3 separate regions of the Mus musculus genome follow, and regions 2 and 3 are each linked to region 1. The links are chromatin loops, found by intact Hi-C in ENCODE. Cell type or tissue: heart. All regions are shown on one strand.

Region 1 (5,000 bases):
CCAAGGGACCCTACTGGGCGAGAAGACTCATGAGGGTCCTGGATAGCAACTGGAGGCCCACGGTGGCCAGCATCCTGCCCCCCACCCCCCGAAACTCCAGCCATGCCTGGTTCACAGTGGGTCCCACAGAACCCTGGAGAACCATCTGCAGCATCTTGGCATCTGGAGGGTCCTGCTCGGTGGCAAAGGCCAGCTCCCGGGTCTTCTTCTGCATGTCCTCAATGGCCACCTCCACTGGTGTCAGCACTGTCTGTGGAGTGAGTGGGGTGTGTGTATCATGAGTACATGTGTCTGCGTGTACATGAGTACATGTATCATGAGTACATGTGTCTGCGTGTCTGGATACACCTGCTGGGGCCTGTGATGTTCTGTGGGGCAGGAGGGTCCCAGGCTATGATCAGTGCTGGAGATCTGTGCTCCCTGGTGGGTCTTGACTCAGCTGGGGTTTCTGGTCTGTTTCACTTGCTGTTTGCCCTCGGGTCTAGGGACTCTACAGTTGAGATATCCACATTTCTCCAGGCTGGATGGTAGAGGCTTGCATCTGGAGCCTACAGCCTGGGTCCTTCTACTGCCCAAACCCAATCTGCTATATCCCCATCTCTTTCTTCCCAAATCCAGCATCCCTGAAATGCACTGTTTGTGGGGTTCCTCTGCCTTTTCCTCCCTGGAAAAGTCTCCCCCTGGACCTTGAGTCCCCGAATCTCCCTCCCCTCCCTAGGGGTCTGGGGTCCCACCTCCTCACGGTGGCACACTCGGATGCGTGTCTTGATGTAGGGAAAGGCATGCTCCGTGCTCAGCAGCGTCTTGCGTTTGTGCTGTTCGGCCAACTCTCCGTGCGCACGTCCATCTGGTGTGAAGGGTGTGCAGAAGAGGAAGGCCCGCAGCCCATAGTTCCGATCGAAGTAGGTCACCCGATCCTTGAGCTCATAAGTGTCGAAATGTGGCTCCACATAGGTTATCTGTATGTACGCCTGGAACACGGGGCCGAGTAAGAGGATGGGAGTGGTGCGGGGTCCACCTGACACCACAGCTCCAGCCTGAGGTCCTGGTCCCTGCAGGCCTGAACCCTTTGAATCGAAAGGCCCAGCTCTTCCTATAACTGGATGTACCAGACTCTCCCAAGAAACCGGACTTGCCCCCACCATGCAAACGCCAATATTGGATTTTGGGGGCAGGGAGGGACCAGAGGACCCACCTTCTGTGGGTCCAGCTTGGACTTGTCCACTGGGTTAGAATCTTTGATGATCTCTACCACATCATCCCCGAACCTTTCCGTATAGAACTCCTAAAGACACGGGGTTGACTCCGGGTCAGCTGGGGCAGCCCCCACTGTAACTCACATTGCCTAGCCCACCTCCCAGCGCCAGGACGTGCCTCCAGCCGGTGTGAGATCTCTGCAAGCTTCGTGATTGACGGTTCCTTGTACACAAACTCTTGTTCATCCAGGTCACCAAATCGTGTGCCATAGAAGCCCACTCGGAAATATGTCCCAAATACACGCTGGGCTGAGAGAAGCCAGTGGTGTTGGCATGGAGGCCTCTCTGCAGATGGCCTCTACTCCAGACACACTCAGGGTGGGATGGAGAGGGAACCAAGCTGGGATGGGGAACCCTGAACCTCAGGAGCCTGTCTGGGGATCTCAGACACAGGGGTGAGACAGAGGAACATGCCAGGGGACCCGGATCACAAAGGCTGGTCACCGGCTTTTCACGTGTATATGTGTGCTGCGATTGAACTCAGAGGCCCCGTGTTAAGGGAGCACTCCAGGGCTGAGTAACACCCCAGCTTCTCACTGCAAGATTCCAGCTTGGGACTCTATGGCTTTGCTAAGACCCCAGCCAAATTTTTTTTTAACTTAAAAAAATTGTTTGCTTGTTTATTTATTTGAGACAGGATCTCTCTACATAACCCTGGCTGACCTGGAACTCACTATGTAGACCAGGGTATCCTCCTGTCTCAGCCTTCTGAGTTCCAGTCTTATGTCAATTTCCTTGCTTAACATAAACTTGAGTTTCTGTAGTTTTCACCGGCTGGGCACTCATCATAGGCATTCCAATAGCAAATTAGAGTGGAGTTGCTCCCAGCTCTACCTCAGTACCCATGGGACCCAGGCCTACCAGGTGCCCTGGTGACTGAGTGGCTAAGGAACATACTGAGCTGCCTCCTGTCCTGGGATGCTAGGCTCTAGCTCTAGGATATTCTCTCTGTTTTTAGCCCCATATGTGGAAGGGGCTAAAAACACCCCTAGACACCATTCCCCAACCCATGGGGGAAGGAGGTGGGATCATTCCAAATTCACTCACCAAAGCCGATCCAGACAGGGTGGGGCAGACATTGTGTGGCCAGAAACAAGAATGGAAAGATGGGAGACAGAGAGATGCAGTCATTGGAGAGGTCAGAGGTCAGAGTTACCCCTCCCAGGGTCCTGCTTATACCCCCCTATGAGAATCGTTCTGTAGAGGGAGAAGGAGATCTCCGATGCAGGAAAGGCGGGGACCTACCCACTTGCCCCCACCCAGCCTGCCTAGGGCTCTGGGTTTCTGCCATCTTTGGCCAGAAAATTCTCCCTCAACTGAGAGATGCCTAAAAATAGAAAGGAGAAGGCAAGGCGGGATTTGTGGGGAGCACCCTGACAGAGATGAGGAGTAGTTGTCCCGAGCAAAGCCGGGAGTCGGGAGACTGAGATGGAGAGAGCGTGGGAGCCCTAAGGCAGAGGGAGAAAAGGAATGAGACGGAGAGGGAGAGATAGCCCCATTCCTCTTCCACCCACAGTCCTGGTGGTGACTGAGCTGGTCCTACCCGAGGGAGGGGTGTCTCTGGAGAGTTCCCAGCTGGGTGACTCACAGGCTGCCCCTGAGATGGGGCATTTGGGGGAAGGGAATAAGTAGGGGACTGTGCGTCATCAACCACTGAGCTCAGGCCCCTATGGAGGGGTGCCATGCTGTTCTGGCGCCCCCTAGTGTTCGTTGACCACTGTTCACCAGGACTCACCTCCCAGCCAGAGCTCTGTGGGAAAAGAGGAGGCAAGATTAGGGGTCCCAGGTCAAGGAGGGGCTGGAGAGGGCCTACCCGGGAATGGGAGCAGCGGCCTAGGGCCCACCTGGTGCATAATCTTGGTGAAGGCCTCCTGCAGTTTCCCGTGCACCGCAGCCAGCTTCTTGTAGTCTCTGTGGGCTTCAAGGATGGGGATAAGGTTTTTGTAGACTTCGTTCACCGCTTCATACAGACCACCCTGGGGAATGGGAGAAGTGAGGTGAGGAGCCCCGAAACCTTCAGTGTACCCTGAACCCCAGGCTGCCCCTTCCCAATCACCTCCCATTACCCTGACAACCCTACTCTAGATAGAAAGGACATGTCTTCTTGGTTAGGCCCCCACTGTGGCCTCCACACCTTCTCACAAACATCTACCAAGGTCCAAGGCCTGTGGATTCTGTACTGGTTCCTCCTCAGTGGGAAGAGAGGACAGGTTTTGTGATGGTGAGACTAGGGAAGGGGCCCAGAGCTTCTGAAATGTGCCAGGCAAACACTTGATCCACCATTGAGCTACATCACCTCCCAGTTTGCTTTAAGAAAATAAAAAATAAAAAGCCAGGACAGAAGAGATGGCTCCATGGCTAAAAGCACTGGCTGCTCCTACAGAGGACCTGGGTTTCATTCCTAGCACCTACATGGTGGCTCACAACTGTCTGTAACTTCAGTTACAGGGAATCCAGGACCCTCTTCTGACCTCTACAGGTACCAAGCACATAGATGGTACCAACACATACATGCAAACACTCATTCAGGTAAAATAAAAATAAATCTTATTTTTAATTAAAAATATTTTAGCTGGGCGGTGGTGGAACATGCCTTTAATCCTAGCACTTGAGAAGCAGAGGCAGGTGGATCTCTGAGTTTGAGGCCAGCCTGGTCTACAGAGTGGGTTCCAGGACAGACAGGGCTATGTAGAGAGATGCTCCCCCCTTAAAAAAAAAAAAAACCACCACCAACAACAAAAGATAAAAGAGGAAGGAAGGAAGGAAGGAAGGAAGGAAGGAAGGAAGGAAGGAAGAAAGAAGGAAGATCTAGGCAGCTTGGGTCATGTACTGAGATACTGTCACAAAACAACAGACATCCAAGGGTACTGACGAGTCTGTGGGTGTGGGGCTTAGGTTTGTCTGTCGGTCACCTTGACACAAGCTAAGGCAATCGGAGAAGGAGCCTCAGGTTGAGAAAATGTCTCCTTGGGACACTTTTGTGATTCGTGACTGATGTGGAGGTGGAGCACCCACTGGCTGGTGACCAGGAGAGCAAGCAGTGAGCTGTGGTGCAGTCTGTGCACTAGCTCCCACCTCCAGGTTCCTGTCCTGAGGTCCCTCAGAGGTGCACTGTTCCCTGAAAGTGTGAGGCAAAATCAACCCTTTCCTCTCCAGGGTGTTTTTGGTCCTGGTGTTGATCACAGCAAGAGAAAGGGAAGGAGGGCTTCGGGAAAAGGCACGTGCCACTCAGCCTGATGACCTGGGTTCAATCCCAGGAGTCCACATGGCAGGAGAGGACTAACTTCTACAGGTTGTCCTCTGACCACACTTCACACACGCACGCACGCACACATAGACACACACACACTAAACCCTAGGTTCCCTCCTACCACTACACTGAGGAGGAGGGGGGGAGAGTGAGAGGGAAGGAGGAGGAGGAAGAGGGAGAGGAGGAAGAGGGAGAGGAGGAAGAGGGAGAGGAGGAAGAGGGAGGGGAGGAAGAGGAGAAGGAATCTTAATCCCAGGAAGGAGGGAAGTGGTAACTGGCTTTCCTGTTTTGAGCTTTTTTAGATTAAGAGACTCAGGAAGTGGCCTCTGGACAAGCCTACAGTGGGGTCTGTGGAGTTGCATGTGTGCTAACGCCTCCAGCCTATGTATATAACCCAGACTGATCCTGGCTGTGAACTCTGGACTGCAGGGGGACAATGTTGTATCTGTCAATGGAGCTTTATCGATTGGAACCAACATACAAGCCAGAGTGGG
Region 2 (5,000 bases), 52 kb before region 1:
TCCACCTGTCCACTACTCAAGACACAAGGGCACACTGCCCAGCCCACTGGGACACTTGTAAAGAGCTCTGTAATGTGCCGATGGCACCTGGCTCGGTTTTCATTCTGTATATTCAAGGATATCACACATATGTATTAAATCTATTTATTTTTGCAAACCCTGATTGCTGCACCTCTCTGCAATTTCTCCAGGTTAGGCTGGGGTGATACTCTGGGATGCTCTGTATACAAAGATGATTTGAATGGGCTGATCTCAGGCCTGTCCTGTGCGTTGCTTTGAGTGGGTGGGAACTGCTTTGAAACCCTTGTTCAGATGTTTTTATAGGCTGAAAATATCATACTGTGATGGATTAAATTCTTTTTTGGAAACTTTGTCATCCTTATGTGTGTGAGGTGTGGGGTGCAGAGGAGGCATCGGGAGGCTTGGAGGATAGCTTTGTGAAGCCACTTCTCTGTATTCACCCAGGCTTAGGAACAGGCTTGTGTGTGTGTGGGGGGGAGGGGGTCACGCACCTCTCTCCGTGTGGGTGTCCTGAAACTCCAAATTGTTCCTTTGAGGCAAAGTTCTTCCCTGAACCTGGGGCCCCCTCAGCTATGTCTAATGCCAACAAGGCCCAGCCTGGCTCTGCTCTGCTCAGAGTCAGGGGTTACAAGGTTCAGAGAACTCCCATCTTGCTAAGCTGGTGCTCGAGTGTGCGCCGTGCCCCTGGTGACAAAGTGAGCGTCCTTAGCTGCTGAGTCCACCATTTCGCTAGCTGTGCCTTCTGTTTGAGTTGCGTGGTTTTGGTAGTTTGGAGCCAGGATCTCACAATGTAGCCTGTGTTGGGTTGCAGGGCCAGGAAGAGTAGCTGAAGTGCCTATTTTAAATACCAAAGCAGACCTGGCCTACAAGTTCTCCCAGTATCCTGCAGTCCCTACCTGTTGCTGGGCACATAGGTAGGTACACCCCACAGTCTACCCTGAACTTTCCAGCCCCTGCAGCCCAGGGGCGGGGCTTCCTCTCCCCAAGGCTCTATTAGGTAATCTAGACATTTTGGTTCTGTCTCCTCTGCTTGTATACTTTCTTCCTCTGTCCCAGCCGCTGCCTTTCTGTCTGCACAGCGACTTCCCTGACCCCCTCCTGGGACATCAGTGAGCCTGCCATAGAATAACATCCAACCAACCTCATTATAAACTTGAAAACCCAGACTAAACTCACCTGCCTCAGCCTTCCCAGTGTTAGTGTTGAGCTGTGTCTCTCACCGGCCGTCTTTTTTAGGACAGAGGCATTATTCTCTCTGTCTCACACATCCACGAGGGGTATTTTTTAAGACAGAGGCATTATTCTCTGTCTCACACATCCACGAGGGATGATGAAGGTGAGCACACTAACCAAAGAGCAAGTCTTTTTTTTTTTTTTAAGATTTATTTATTTATTTATTTATTTATTTATGGTTTTTCGAGACAGGGTTTTACAACCATCAGGAATGAGATTTGACACCCTGTTCTGGTGTGTCTGAAGACAACTACAATGTACTTCCATATAATAAATAAATCTTAGCCAGGTGTGGTGGCTCACGCCTTTAATCCCAGTACTTGGGAGGCAGAGGTAGGCGGATTTCTGAGTTCGAGGCCAGCCTGGTCTACAGAGTGAGTTCCAGGACAGCCAGGGCTACATAGAGAAAACCCTGTCTCGAACTCCCTCCCCTCCCCCTGAAGGGAAAAAAGAAAAGAAAAATTCAGGGAAAGAGTCTTGGGGAAACAGAACAGGAATGGAGATACACTAGACAAACAACCTGGCTCCGACCCTGGCTCTGCTGTAGTTTTCTGTGTGACCCTGTGCACTTCAGAGCCTCGTTAGCCCAGTAATTCCACCTTCTGCCAGACTGGTGGGACCTCTACCCAGGCCTGCCATCTCCTCTGAATCCACGGGGTGGCACATCCGTCCTTCCTTCTGCCCTTTGTTTGGGGCAAGAGCCAAACTGCCTCAGAGAGAAAGTGGAGAAGCAAGTGGCCTGGAAAGCCCGTGGCTTCACAGGCCTTCAAGGACTGCCTCCCTGAGTCATGGTGCTGGCATGTGTGGCTAACAGCATGGTGGAGCTTCCACGTCCTGGGAGTTAACAGACTGGAGAGCAGGTGTGGGGCTCCCACGGGACATCATGCATGGAAGGTGATGGACTGACTTTCTTCTTCTCAAGACAAGGGTTTCTCTGTGTGGTTCTGGCTGTTGTAGAACTCCCTCTGTAGACCAGGCTGGCCACGAACTGGAGATCTGCCTGCCTCTGCCTCCAGGGTGTGGGATTAAAGTGGAGTGCCACCACCCATTGGTGAGCATTTCTGATCCTGGGCTTCAGCTTTTATTTTCAAGGCCCTGCAAAGCCAAGTGTCCTCACCCGTACCTGTCACCCTACCCCTGGGGAGGTGGAGGCAGGAAGATCAGGAGTTCAAGGTCATCCTCCCCTACATAGTGAGTTTCAGACCAACCTGGGGCCCATGACTCTGTCTTAAAAACACTTTACTTACCAACAGGCACTGAAGGGCTGGTGTTTAACTCACTGTGCAGTGCCTACCTAGCGAGGGGAATGGGAGGTACTTGGGTCAGGGTCCCCTTTTCTGCTCTCCCGTCTTCTTTGCCTGCAGTTCTCTGGGCTCAGAATAGCAATCAGTGAAAGACCTGGATGTGTACCCGTGTGTGCAGTACCTATCTGACCCAGGGTGGGCAAGTGATGGTGGTCTTGCCTGCCTCGTCTCTGTGGATTCAGTTCTGCCCAGGACAAGAATGGCAGGCAGCAGCTGATTTCTGACACACGAACTGCTGTTCCCCGCTGACCACCAGCCCCCCAGGCTGTGGTCCCTTCCAACTCACAGTGTCTGAGCCCACAGCTGTGTGTGGTGAGCCAGCTTGGAGCCCCAGCGGGAATGGCACGGGGGAGACAGTGGGAAGGGTGCTCTGCTAGGCAGCCAGCATTCCCCAGCGCCCGCTGCGGCTCCAGCTCCCACTGTGGTTTTCTGAGATTAAGTTCTCAGGAATATCACTCCTACTCAGCCTGCCTGGGGAAAGTCTCCCTAGATTTCCTGTGTCTTGTCTGACACCCCTACTCGAATCTGCTTCCTGCCCTAGAGGAGCTCTGTCCTTCCCTTGTCCCGCCCTTTGGCCAGGCCTTGTAGGGAGTGTGTGGGAGAAGCTTGGAGCTTAATTAGATCAGTCTCTTACTCAGCAGAGCCACTGGCTGTCTGGAAAATCTTCCCCCTATACTGTGGACTGCAGGCCCAGATTGATCAAGATGCTTTCTGCGGTTGCCTGGTGGCAGTCCTTAGCTTGCTCCCAGCTTAGCATTATTCTGTGTCACCATCTCTACCCTCCCAGCCTCCCCCCCCCCCCCCAGCATTTTATCCCCTGTCACTTCCTTATTGCCAGGTGTGCTGACCTCCTTCCTAGCAGGAGATTGAGAGTCCCCCCACCCCCACCCCCACCCCGGAGCTCAAACACCTACCAGGTGTGAAACCTGAGACAAATCTCCAGCCTGGGTTTAGTTTCCATTTCCAGATGATGCGCGCAGCCAGGCATACTTCCATAGCTCCAGCCACTTACAAGTATGGCTGCCACAGAACCATTCAGCCAGCAGGAGCCTGAATGTGCTTGTGGCTCAAAGGGTAGGTAAGGGCGCTTGTCTTCCAAGCCTGGTGATCGAGTTTGATCTGGTCGTAATCCTTGTAAAGGTGAGAGAACTGATCCCTTACCTCTCACAAGCATGCCTGCACCCCGGGGCCTGCACTTACCTCCCTACATACTGTGACTCTCCATACAGACACACAGTAAAAAGGACCTATTAGGAGGTCCCGAGATCCAGGTGAGAGTGGCCCCAACAACAGAGGTCACAGGTAGAGTCCAAGTGTGGTCATGCCCATAACAGACAACCGATCCTGTCCCCCACACCAGCCCAGCTTTTTTTTTTTTTTTAAAGATTTACTTATTTTACTTATATGAGTACACTGTAGCTGTCTTCAGCCACACCAGAAGAGGGCATCAGATCCCATGACAGATGGTTGTGAGCCACCATGTGGTTGTTGCGATTTGAACTCAGGACCTCTGGAAGAGCAGTCAGTGCTCTTAACCACTGAGCCATCTCTCCAGCCTCCAGCCCAGCCCTTGTGTCATGAGGAGACAGCCTTCAAATCTGGCTGCCTGGCTCCTCCTGCTCATTTCCTAGGTCTATGCATCTTTCCTGCTTAAGGAAACAGCTCTTAACTGCAGCTAACCCCAACAGAAAGAGGGAGAGACTGGAGAAAGGGGCTGGCCACCTGCTGGGTGCTCTTACCACTGTCCTAAAAAACCACCTAGTCCTGGTGACACTTCAGAGGAAGACACTATGTGCCTTAGGGATTGGTGGCAGTAGAACACAGGTGAATGGGTCAACCCCTGGACTTCATATAATGTCTTGGGACTTAAGGGAAATGGCCAGATGGATCCGTCCCTCAGTTTACCTCATCTGTAAATTAGATTCAGGACTGCTCCTCCTTCTGGCTGGTTCTCTTAGAAGGAGCAAGTCAGGCTGTGGGTAGGAATTTGGGCAGGAGGCTGTGGCCTGGCCCCAAGATGTCCCAGGCAGCCAGCCAGTGCTGGGCAGTGACTCAGAGCCTAGGCATGCAGAGCTGGGGGCTCTCCAGGGTGCTGGGCCACAGTCCTCACTCACTGGACCTTGGAGTCAGCCCCCAGTGCTCCTCCAGGGAAGGGAGTGAGGCTCCCCTGCCACCAGAGGGTCAGGAGTTTGAGCAGCTGGGCACTTGCCCTTCTTGTGCAAAGCCTCGTTGTTGGTTCCTGCTGCTCTGCTGGGTTTTTTGGTAAGATTTATGTATTTTATGAGTGGTTCGCTTACATGTGTCTGCACACTGTGTGTGCCTGGCACATGATGAAGTCAGAAGGCTCCAATCTCCTGAACTACAGCTAAAGACATTTAACTCTGTGGATGGTGGGAATCGAACCCAGATCCCTTGGAAGAGCAGAAGGTGCTATTTAGGTGA
Region 3 (5,000 bases), 110 kb before region 1:
CACCCAGCAGTAGAACAGGACAGTCTCCAGAGAACAGAAAATGTGATCGTAGTGCAGTTGGTAAGGTGAAGACTCTCTTAGAGTTGGTTTGTCAAGATGGCTCTGTTGCAGGGCTCAGCCTATTTTTTTTTTTTTTTTAAGTGAAACCTAAATGCTGCACACCTAGTGAGGCAGTGACAGTGTGCATATAGGACCCTGGGGACAAGAGGTCTTGGGGCTTGATACTTGGTTTCTGTGTGAGTTTAACTAGAGTGGACAGTATCAAGGAATCTAGGCTCCACAGAGGGAAGGATTAAAGGATCGTCACCGGAAGCCTCTGAGTCTGAGGGTGGCGGTGAGCTCTGGTTTCGTTGGAAGCAGGTCCCATCACCCTAGCATGGATTCCTCATAGCCCCAATCACGTGTCACCTGAGGAAAGACAGCCTTGCCTCATTTTTCTGGTCAGATACCACCTACCTTACTCGGTTAAACTCTCTTGTTCGTTCGTTCGTTCTTTCTTTCAATAAATTTTCAAAAATTATGTTTAGGTACAGCAGTGGCTCATTTTGTGTGTACTTTTGACACTTACTTAATTAAACTTGCTCCTAGGAAGACAAGACAAGCTGTTAGGCTGTACATTGTGAGCTTAGGCAAAGTCTGGTAGAAAGGCGGAGATGAAAATGGCCAAGGGAAGTAGCTAACAGAACAGCCACAATTCTGGTAATAAATGGAACTTTTTTTTTTTAAGATTTATTTATTTATTTATTTAATGCATATGAATACACTGTAGCTGTACAGATGATTGTGAGCCATCATGTGGTTGCTGGGAATTGAACTCAAAACCTCTGCTCCCTCTGGCCCAAAGATTTATTTATTATTATATGTAAGTACACTTTAGCTGTCTTTAGACACACCAGAAGAGGGCATCAGATCTCATTACGGAGGGTTGTGAGCCACCATGTGGTTGCTGGAATTTGAACTCAGGACCTTCAGAAGAGCAGTGTTGACCGCTGAGACATCTCACCAGCCTCAGGGATGCCTGGACACCCAGGGGTTTTGTTGGGACTTGGTTGTGTGTTCACATCTGGCCATTCACATGACTGACCTCTGTATCCACTACCTCTGCTGGTCAGCCTGATCCAGACTTACCAGCTTAAATCACAGCCCTACCTCCTGCCCAGAAAGGCATTTCAAGGGCTCAGAGGTCACTTTGCAGCACCCAAGGACGGAGGCCACAGATTGTGTATGACATGCCTGTCATCCAGAAGGTTCTGAGTCAGCACTGGCCTCTGGCATGGCTGGCAGCATTCAAAGTCAGGTCCAATGACCCTTACCCTCTGTCAGGCTGTGCTAGAGAAAAGAGGGGGAAATAACACCGTAGCATCAAACTGCAGTTTTACTTCTTATTTTAGACAAGAGCTCACTATGCAGCCTTAACAAACATCAAACTTTTATTTTTTTTTACTCTTTTAATGTATGTGAGTGTTGTAGCTTGTGTGTGCCTGGTGGCAGAGAGCAGAAGAACTGGAGTTATATAGAGATGCTTGTGAGCCACCATGTAGGTGCTTTGAACCTGTCTTCCGCCAGAGCACTCTGAGCCATCAAATGAAATATTCAGGAAAACGTTTGAACCTTTTGGGTTGTTGGTTGGTTGGGTTTTGTTTTTGTTTTGATTTGTTTTTTAAAGACTTATTTATTACGTATATAGTCCTCTTCCTGTATATAGTCCTGCAGGCCAGAAGAGAGTACCAGATCACGTTATAGATGGTAATGAGCTACCTTGTGGTTACTGGGGATTGAACTCAGGACCTCTAGAAGAGCAGACAGTACTCTTAACCTCTTTATTGTTTTTTAGGCAAGCACTTGCTTTATTTATAGCCGAAGCTGGCCTCAACTTTAAGGAAATCCAATTGCTTCAGCCTTCTGAGCATTGGGGTTACAGATTGGGATCTTTTCAGATTCCTTCCTAAAGCCCTCTACTCAGATATGCAGTGAGCCTAGTTAAAAATGGAACCTGAAGGACCTGAATTACCACAGTGCTTCGCTCCTCCCTACCCTACTCCACAGGGTTTCTCAGCATAGACCTAGCTGTCCTGGACTTCATTCTGTAGACCAGGCTGGCCTGGAACTCACGGGGATCTGTAAGGGTCCTGACTACCTAGCTACCTGTAGTGGAGCTACTCTGTTCTCCTTGCTGTCTCAGGCTCCATCCATGTTAGAGAGCTGCTAGAGCAAGAATAACGCCAGCCAGGCTTGGTGGCGCACGCCTTTAATCCCAGTACTCGGGAGGTAGAGGCCAGCCTGGTCTACAAAGTGAGTTCCAGGATAGCCAGAGAAACCCTATCTCGGGGAAAAAAAAAAAAAGAATAACGCTGTGCCTGGCACGTGTGCTCTGAGCCCTGTCCCCAGCACTGTCGCACACAACAGCCAAAGGCCCATCAGAGAAGTGAGGTGGGGAACACAAGGTCTTAACTTTGAAATCAAAACATGGATGAACGTTAAGAGTGAGGTCTACAGACATGGCTCAGAGGTTAAGAGCATTGAGTGGTCTTCCAGAGGTCCTGAGTTCAATTTCCAGCAACCGCATGGTGGCTCACAACCATCTGTAATGAGATCCAATGTCCTCTTCTGGTGTGCCTGAAGACAGCTACAGTGTACTCACATACATTAAATAAATAAATCTTTTTAAAAAAAAAGAAAATTAAAGCTGGGCGTGGTGGCGTACACCTTTAGTCCCAGCACTTGGGAAGCAGAAACAGGCAGATTTCTGAATTCGAGGCCAGCCTGGTCTACAAAGTGTGTTCCAGGACAGCCAGGGCTACACAGAGAAACCCTGTCTCAAAAAAACCCAAAAAAACAAAAAACAAAAAACAAAAAAAAATAGAAAAGAAAAGAAAATTAAAATGGAGTCAGGAGTTGAGGTTTTACCTTGTCTTGGACCATGGAAAAACAAGGGCACCAAGCAGAATCTTTCAAGTGCATAAGAACAGCTTTTGGAGCACTAGAGGGCGCCATTCATGGCCAGCTGACCCAGGTGTCCAGCCTTGGACCCCTCAGCTGTGCCTGGGCTGCAGACCTCCCAGAGACCTTGCTGCTATGTACTGAGGTCATGGTGACCTCAGGTTTTACACTGTGGGTTGTAGCACGATGGGGAATGGTATCTGTACTTGACATTCCATGGTGGTAGACACACTGCCAGGCTGAGCATATCTGACTCCATCTTCTCTTTTCTGGAAGGTTGAAAGTGGTAAATTTTACAATTATGTTCTATCTCTATGCCTCAGTTTCCAAGTGGAGAACAAGACTGAGAGGTCAGGCCACTGAGTTTCAGGCCCAGAAATAAACCAGAGATTGCAGCACTGCCTGGGACTTCTCAACAGGCCACACTATCTTCTTCTGGCCCCTGCTCAGTGTACAGAGGCAGAAGGAAGATGTTTTTCAGAGAAGAGAGTCAATGCTTGGGGAAGGGAGAAGATGCCTGCTGACAGGCTGTGGATCTTTGCCTGAGGTACTTGGACAATTAAATCTCTTCTTCCAAGTAGAGGGGGTCGTGCTGCAGTCCTCAGGGAAGATGGAGCAAATGAGCCCCCTAGCTTTTCAGCCTCTGGACCTTTGAGTAACATCTGGGCATGCTGCCTGGTGGGTCCAGGTCTGTGGCTAAAACCACAAGCTAGCAGCAGACTCTGGCCAGAGTAAGGCCAAATGAGCCACAGGCCAGGCCACATGCAGCGCTCACTCTGCGACTCAGTTGGGGCAGCCGTGGCCTACTTCCTTGTTCTAGCCACTTAAGGCTCTGAGCTCACCTTAGAATCTATTTGAAAAGGATCCACCTGTCCTGGTTAAGAGACAGATTTCATCTTGGGCTTCATGCCCTGGGCCAAACATTTACACACCAAAGTAAGCAGGCAGGTGATGATGAGACCAGTGATCAGCCTGCAGCTCACAGGCAAACAGGCAGGACTGGTAGGGGGGCTGGATCCCCTGCCTCCTGTTCTCTGTTCCCCTGGAGTCAGCAGCACCCTGTATCCCTGGGAAGGCCTTATATTGAACAAAGGTTCTATGTCCCACTAAATAAGCCTCGACAAGTGGTGTGTAAGCCACTCACCTCTCTGGCATGATCTCCACATCTAGTTACCACAAACTCCCCAGCCCATTTGTTCTGCTAGACCAAAATACCCATTACCCTTTGGTTCCCAGGTTCCTGATGCCTCAAAAAAAAAAAGATTGAGGTGTTCTTTGACACGGAGGTTGCTACAGATGGATTGCTGACAAATTGAGCCTGGGCTGTGGCCACCCAGTCCTGCCCATTGCTGCAGACAGACCTTGGGCCTCCCCTGTCTGCCTCTAGCCTCGGTCAGTTTGCTGTCCATTTGCTCCTACTCCCTAGTCCCCATTCCTGTGGACCTGTAGTCACAGGCTCCATTATCAGCCTGACTTCCTCTAGTGCCATATTCAGGATCTCTTCCCCAAATGGAGGTATTGGAAATTGTGTCCCGTACAGCACTGGGCTCCACAGACAGTGTTCCAGGCTTCTTAAACCTTATGCTCAGATTCCATTGTTGACCAACATGAGACCACAATAAGAACAATAAGCAGGACTGGTCTGTTTATCCGATGCCAGAATATTTAGGTGGTATATACAAGACCCTTGGTTCCATCCCAGTACTGCAGAAGTACACACCCATAGCCCCCAGCATTCAGGGAGGGGGTGCAGAGGCATCAGAAGTGAATTCAAGGCTAGTCTGGGACACATGTGATTCTGTCTTTAAAAGAATTGGTGAGACGGGCGTGGTGGCACAGGCCTTTAGTCCCAGCACTTGGGAGGCAGAGGCAGGCGAATTTCTGAGTTTGAGGCCAGCCTGGTCTACAAAGTGAGTTCCAGGACAGTGAGGGCTACACAGAAATCCTGTCTCGAAAAACCAACCAAAAAATAAGAATTGGTGATTTGGTGGTGGTGGTGGTGCATGCCTTTAATTCCAGCACTCAGGAGGCAGGGGTAGTAGGTGGATCTCTTGAATTTG

What was found. Hi-C counts contacts between places; a loop is a spot of excess contacts. Peaks named below come from ENCODE experiments on the same cell type or tissue, not always from the same donor. Only the 100,000 strongest peaks of a DNase experiment are listed, where the experiment ranks them.
Region 2: it touches region 1 in a loop (6-fold over the local background); 11 of 42 quality-filtered maps call a loop at or near these places.
Region 3: a loop joins it to region 1, with 2.5 times the contacts of the local background. A loop is called at or near these places in 14 of 42 quality-filtered maps.

The regions. Positions count from the first base shown.
Region 1 is chr9:21,801,619-21,806,618 of GRCm38, forward strand. It overlaps Dock6 (dedicator of cytokinesis 6), which reads right to left. Exons shown (of 50, transcript NM_177030.3): 42 at 3,101-3,232; 43 at 2,992-3,006; 44 at 1,375-1,500; 45 at 1,196-1,285; 46 at 735-971; 47 at 107-250; 48 at 1-10. Gm39305 (a long non-coding RNA gene) reads left to right here and starts at 4,778. Exons shown (of 3, transcript XR_870577.2): 1 at 4,778-5,000. In heart, a CTCF peak has its summit at 2,962 (motif pointing left); DNase peaks (open chromatin) are centred at 173, 1,357 and 2,863; H3K4me3 peaks cover 694 bases; H3K27ac peaks cover 1,497 bases.
Region 2 is chr9:21,749,552-21,754,551 of GRCm38, forward strand. Ldlr (low density lipoprotein receptor) reads left to right here. Exons shown (of 18, transcript NM_010700.3): 18 at 1-368. Among named protein-coding and RNA genes, the nearest start is that of Spc24, 8.3 kb to the right of the region's middle. In heart, CTCF peaks have their summits at 1,903 and 4,010 (motif pointing right); DNase peaks (open chromatin) are centred at 2,020, 2,710, 3,140 and 4,620; H3K27ac peaks cover 2,168 bases.
Region 3 is chr9:21,689,047-21,694,046 of GRCm38, forward strand. The region is part of intron 29 of Smarca4 (SWI/SNF related, matrix associated, actin dependent regulator of chromatin, subfamily a, member 4); the gene reads left to right. Among named protein-coding and RNA genes, the nearest start is that of Gm26511, 32 kb to the right of the region's middle. In heart, a CTCF peak has its summit at 2,981 (motif pointing right); no DNase peak of the experiment used is centred here; H3K27ac peaks cover 267 bases.